Regions from separate parts of the Homo sapiens genome. Here region 1 is linked to region 2. A link is a loop called in an ENCODE intact Hi-C map of the cell type or tissue named here. Cell type or tissue: GM12878. All regions are shown on one strand. Links, peaks and the distances in the headings refer to the core of each region. The heading gives the core; the rest is flanking DNA. Region 1 overlaps CREB5 (cAMP responsive element binding protein 5). Region 2 overlaps CREB5 (cAMP responsive element binding protein 5).

What was found. Hi-C counts contacts between places; a loop is a spot of excess contacts. Peaks named below come from ENCODE experiments on the same cell type or tissue, not always from the same donor. Only the 100,000 strongest peaks of a DNase experiment are listed, where the experiment ranks them.
Region 1: a loop joins it to region 2, with 2.2 times the contacts of the local background. A loop is called at or near these places in 2 of 110 quality-filtered maps.

The regions. Positions count from the first base shown.
Region 1 is chr7:28,814,761-28,817,681 of GRCh38, reverse strand. All of the region lies in intron 9 of CREB5 (cAMP responsive element binding protein 5), which reads right to left. Among named protein-coding and RNA genes, the nearest start is that of TRIL, 140 kb to the left of the region's middle. RefSeq lists an enhancer at 1,723-1,902. In GM12878, for the core only: no CTCF peak of the experiment used is centred there; DNase peaks (open chromatin) are centred at 1,601 and 2,091; H3K4me3 peaks cover 734 bases; H3K27ac peaks cover 1,461 bases.
Region 2 is chr7:28,704,014-28,706,934 of GRCh38, reverse strand. The region is part of intron 5 of CREB5 (cAMP responsive element binding protein 5); the gene reads right to left. Among named protein-coding and RNA genes, the nearest start is that of TRIL, 250 kb to the left of the region's middle. RefSeq lists an enhancer at 2,095-2,164. In GM12878, for the core only: no CTCF peak of the experiment used is centred there; a DNase peak (open chromatin) is centred at 1,374; H3K4me3 peaks cover 513 bases; H3K27ac peaks cover 243 bases.

The DNA of each region.
Region 1 (2,921 bases), core at 198-2,697, 110 kb before region 2:
ACTATGAGGATTAAATACAGTAATAGATGGGAAACAGAACAATACCCAGCACATAATAAGGACTTAATACATTTAACTATTGTAACCTTCACAAGCTCAGGTTTACATCCAATTGAGAATGTGAATATGAGGCGCACATTGGGCAGAATTATGTGGTAGGATTTGTGGCTTCCACCTGAAATGCAATCAGAATAAGCTGACTCATCTACCATCAGATTTTCCAAAAGAAGTCTGTGTTGCTCAATCTAAAAAGAATATCTGAAAATAAATTGACCTTCAGTCATGAATCCCTGCTCTCCCCACCATCTCCTACTCAATTACTGTTCATGGGATACTGTTGAGCAGAGCACATCTACCTGCCTGATGCCCACTGAGCAGGAGGTATGGAAGCATACAGTACACATGTTGGTCAGCTGCAGGTGGATGATGTCAGCTCAGGGTGGCAAGGAGGCAATGAAGTTTTGGGCCATGATTGAATTAATTTGATTGAGTTCATTGATTATTTGGTCAATTTCGGTCTATAAAATACTCTTTCCCCCCTCAATATCAGGATATTGTGGATGGTGTGGGGTTTTCTTCTTATTTACTCATGTAAGTGCCTCGGATCTCTACTTTATCTGTTAATATTAATTCACAAAGGCATGCTCATAGCTTTGTAGAATAATGAACTTGGCACCCATTGTCTACAAATATAAACATAAAATAGATGGTAGCTCCGAGATGCTTCCACTTGATAAAAGTGAACGTAAATGTAGCACTATCTTGAATAAGCCACTTAAAAATTGTGATCAATAATATCCTCTCTTTGGTCAAGGTTTATTTGTGGCTGCCAGGCATTATACCTCACATGTAGGAGACTTAAAAAATGCATGCACACCGAAAAGGACGATTAACATTGCTGTCATTAAGTTGTACCTACACTTTCAATATGAACTTGGCTTTTCAGCCATGTATTTATCACCTAGGAAAGTATGTTTGGGATTCTAGAAGTTGCGCTAAAAAAAATTGAAATCTGTTTTAAGGAATATCTCCCATTTCTAAATTTCTTGGTGAAATAAATTATAAGCAACCACATATTGAGTAACATTAATAACAAAAATAATAAAATAAAACAATGACAAAATAATAAAAATCTCATCTACAAATCTCATCTCATTCCCTTTCTCTTCCAAACTTTATTTTTACAAAATAAAAATGACTATTTGGGAAATTAGCCTTAATGATGAATAAATCACTTAATCAAACAAGAAAATTGCTCTTACATCTCAGAACATACAAGAAGGCAAATTGTACCTCCCAACTCCAAATGAATGTGATTGATAAGGGGCTCTGTGGAAACCAAAAGTGACCCTGTCAATTCCAAGGTCAGTGGGATAACTTACAGGACAATTTATTTTAGCCTTAAACACTAACTTCTTCCTCTTTGACTTTACACCTATCTAAATTCAGATGGCCTTCCTTCTTTTTCTCAGTTCTCCTTCTGCTCAAAATAGCACATATAAAAGAAAGTCACTTCTAGACCATCAAATGAAGGCAATCTCTGGTTAAAAAAAAACAACCAAACAAAAACCAAGAAAGGAAACAGAGATGTGTTTATGTGTGTGTGTGTGTGTGTGTGTGTGTGTGCGTATATATTTGCTTCAGAAGGAAATGTCATATTATTTGCATTTAGACTACAGAAATAACACTTTTCTGAAATCGAAACTGCTAGACACCTTGCCCCCTGAGTAGAAGCTCTCAGCTGCAGATAATGTAGACAATGGATCTTAGAAAATGGAATCAAGTTCTAATTTCTAGTGAATCCACACTTTTCTACCTAGAAAACAAACAAGAAAAGTATTAAAAACAAAACTGGGTTCTCTTGCTTTCTTATACTTTTGGAAGAAAAAACACCCCTGCCTGTGGCCATCTTGGAGAGGTTGAATTTAGTCTCCATTTCTTCCCCCACTATGTCCTGGGCAATGAAACCCTTTCTTGGCAGCATTCGATCTCCCAGGCACAAAGTGTTCATTGCCCCTTCCCTAAGAAAACACTCAATTCTATTCTCTGGGTTTCTACAGTTAGCAAAGAGCTAACTGCCTATGATATTTGGCATGCCCCAAACAGTTTCACAATAAATTTTTGCTTTCATAAGTCTGTTTTACTATAAAAAGAGCACTAGTCAGCACATGTGGTGCCCTGGCCTATCACCAAAACCCCATACAAAGTATATGACTTTGGTGGCATTTAGTCTATGAACAGCAAAACACTTTATTAATAAAGCAATATGTTGTAAGTACAGAGACCAAAGGCCTGAGTGTTGTGAGGATCTGTAAAAATGCAGAACCCTGAGAATATTGAGACAACTGACCATCATTTAAAGATATATGTGAATATGAACATATTCTTTTTTTCTTTTTTATTGTTATAGAGACAGGGTCTTGCTATGTCGTCCAGGCTGGACTACAGTGGCACCATCATAGTTCACTGCAGCCTCTACCTCCTGGGCTCAAGCAATCCTCCCACCTCAGCCTTCTGAGTAGCAGGGACTAGAGACATGTGCCACAATGCCCACCTAATTTTAAAAAATGTTTTGCAAAGATGGGGTGTAGCTATTTTGCCCAGGCTGCTCTTGAACTCCTGGCCTCAAGTGATTCTCCAGCCTCAGCCTCCCCAAGTGCTGGGATTACAGGCATGAGCCACTGTGCCTGGCAGGACATATTTCTTAATGTAACATGTTAATACTTATTTAGCCATGTTATTGTGGGAAAATGAACACCAATTAATGTCCTCAGTAGAGAAGGGCAATCAGCTTCTTGTTTATCCATATACATATAACTATGATGCTGCAAGGACTAAATAAAGGCCTAATAACCACATAAGCCATAGAAATTCATGGGGCAGCATCCAGTAGGAAAAGGAACTCTCACTTGAGAGTTGAG
Region 2 (2,921 bases), core at 180-2,679:
CATGGTCCACTATCTCTTATTTCCTGGCAGCTATACCCCTATGTCACATCCATGACAGTCATCTTTTTAAGGGCTATGATAACTTGAAACACTATCCTGATTTCTAGGGACAGTCAAGCTACCACTGGCTTGAACAGGGGGTATGGGGGAAGGGTGAAGTTTCTAGGAAACTGTGTGCTCTCTCTTGTGCAACCTTCCCTGAGCTACCTTGCAAGTTCTCCCACTTTGCAAGAGCACTTATCATGAAGCAGAATTGATATTAATCTGAAACACTTAGTAAAATAGTAGCAATAAAGCTCATAATAATGATACTTGGCATGTACTTTACACTTTGCATTCAAGGATCTCAAATGGCTTTTCAACCTGGCTTTGCTATTTTCCAAGCTACTCATGGACTGGACACACAAGCAAAGAAACCACTGAGTATGGCTTCCCTGTAGACAAAATTGATTCCATTATTAGGTTCTGAGATTGACACTGTGTCCAATCTATGTACATAAATACACCTGCTACATACAAACACCCACAGATACCTACATCCTAAAGGGCAAAAGTGCTAGAAAGATTTTTTTTTTTTTGAGATGGAGTTTTACTCTTGTTGCCCAGGCTGGAGTGCAATGGCACGATCTCAGCTCACTGCAACCTCTTTCCCCCAGGTTCAAGCAATTCTCCTGCCTCAGCCTCCTGAGTGCCTGGGATTACAGGCAACCATCACCATGCCCATCTAATTTTTTGTATTTTTAGTAGAGATGGGGTTTCGCCATGTTGGCCGAGCTGGTCTCGAACTCCGGACCTCAGGTGATCTACCCGCCTCGGCCTCCCAAAGTGTTGGGATTACAGGCGCAAGCCACTGCACCCGGCTGAAGATTTTTTTTTGTCTCAAACACACTTTTGCCTGTATTAGCAGGAGAAACTCTGGAACCCAGGTTTACATTTTAATGGACTTGTTTTATTTCGATATTTCTCTCAACCCTCTTCTCAGGGTATTTATAAGTACAATTGAAATGTCTGTGTCTGTTCATTAAAGGCATGGAATTTTAAAAGGCTTACTTTTCTTTTGAGTTCATTCTAAAGAATATTTTGTTTACGTTTAAATGATTACTTAAAAGCCACAAGGGGTTTATATAAAGTGTTTCTTCTAAGGTACTTTTCTCTTCCCTGGTGGCCCTGCATGTTGCCAAAGAGAGTGACTTGCTCAGTTTCTCAAATGATTCCTCAGACAGTCCTATTCCTACTTGCAAACAAATGTGGTATTTGGGGTTTCAAGTTTAAAATGCAATTTGGTATCATTTCAGATGTCTTCCTACAGCTTAATAAACATTTTCCCCAGAGGGACTTGGGGTCTGATTTTAATTTGTGGTAGGGTTATGGGCACAGTAAATGTCAATTTTAGCTATAGACAGTAAGTCCCTAGTATAAATAGAAACGGAAAGTGACTGACAGTACACTTAAAGAACATGCAAAACATTATGCTTGCTCACTGGCGGTAAGTGTTCCCCCAAAAATCCCTTCACTGGTCTGTCATGATAGCTTGGTTTTCTTTTCTTTCTTTCTTTTTTTTTTTTTTTTTGAGTCAGAGTCTCACTCTGTCACCCAGGCTGGAGTGCAGTGGTGAGTGATCTCGGCTCACTGCAACCTCTGCTTCCCGGGTTCAAGCAATTCTCCTGCCTCAGCCTCCTGAGTAGTTGGGATTACAGGTGGCTGCCACCACACCCAGCTAATTTTTGTATTTTTAGTAGAGATGAGGTTTCACCATGTTGGCCAGGCTGGTCTTGAACTCCTGACCTCGTGATCCGCCTGCCTTGGCCTCCCAAAGTGCTGGGATTATAGGCGTCAGCCACCATGCCCAGCCGATAGCTTGGTTTTTTTCTTCAGATTCCTGACCAGAACAGAAAGGCCAAATTGTGCTTTCTTAAGATGTGTCAACCTGATGATCACAAAATGACAAAGTGAAGTAACTGAGTCCTGCATGATATGGCTTTGAATATGAATACACCAGCAAGAGTGTCTACTGACTCAGCCAGTCATTTGCCTGGTGATCTAGGGCTGTGTCCTCAGTGCCTCTGAGTTTCTGTTTCCTCATGCACACACACACAAAAAATGGCTGAACCAACAATCTTCAAGGGCCTTTTCAACCCTAAAGTTAAATGAGTAGATATGATCAAGAGAGAGTAATCCGGCTGGGTGCAGTGGCTCACATCTGTAATCCCAGTGTTTTGGGAGGCTGAGGCGGGAGGATCTCTTGATCCCAGGTGTTTCAGACAAGCCTGGGCAACTTAGCAAGATCTCATCTTAACAAAAAATTTAAAAATGAGCCAGGCATGGTGGGGTGCCTGTAGTACTAGCTACTTGGGAGGCTAAGGTGGGAGGATCACTTGAGCCCAGGAGTTTGAAGACACAGTGAGCTATGATCGTGTCACTGCAGAAACAGAGACTCTGTCTTAAAAAAAAAAAGTGAGAGATCCAGAACTATTATTTATTTCAGGGAAGCAACACGTCAGTTAAAGGTAGATTTTCCTCAAAGGTGGACACATATAGATGAGTAATTCCTTACTGGTTGTTCTTGGACTTTCCTTTCCTTGAACAAAAGAAAGGCTCAAATGATCTCTGAGTGCAAGTAACATTTAGCTGAGGAGGGCAGCAGGAACCAGGAATCGTGACAGGTAGGCGAGGAGGTCATTTCTTCTCACATATGAACAATAATCCTTTGGATGAGCAGGAAATAAAGGTTTCACTCTTTGTGCACTAGAATAAGTAATTTATTAGTAAGCACAATGACATCTTTTAGGAGAGGTAGGACAGGTCCCCAAATAAGCAGTTCTGTCTTTTCAGTGTTGGAGCCATCAGACTCATTGGGACTAGGTTTAAACTGGACATTTTGAGAATGATGAAAATCCTCCAGGTCTGCCAGGAAAAACATT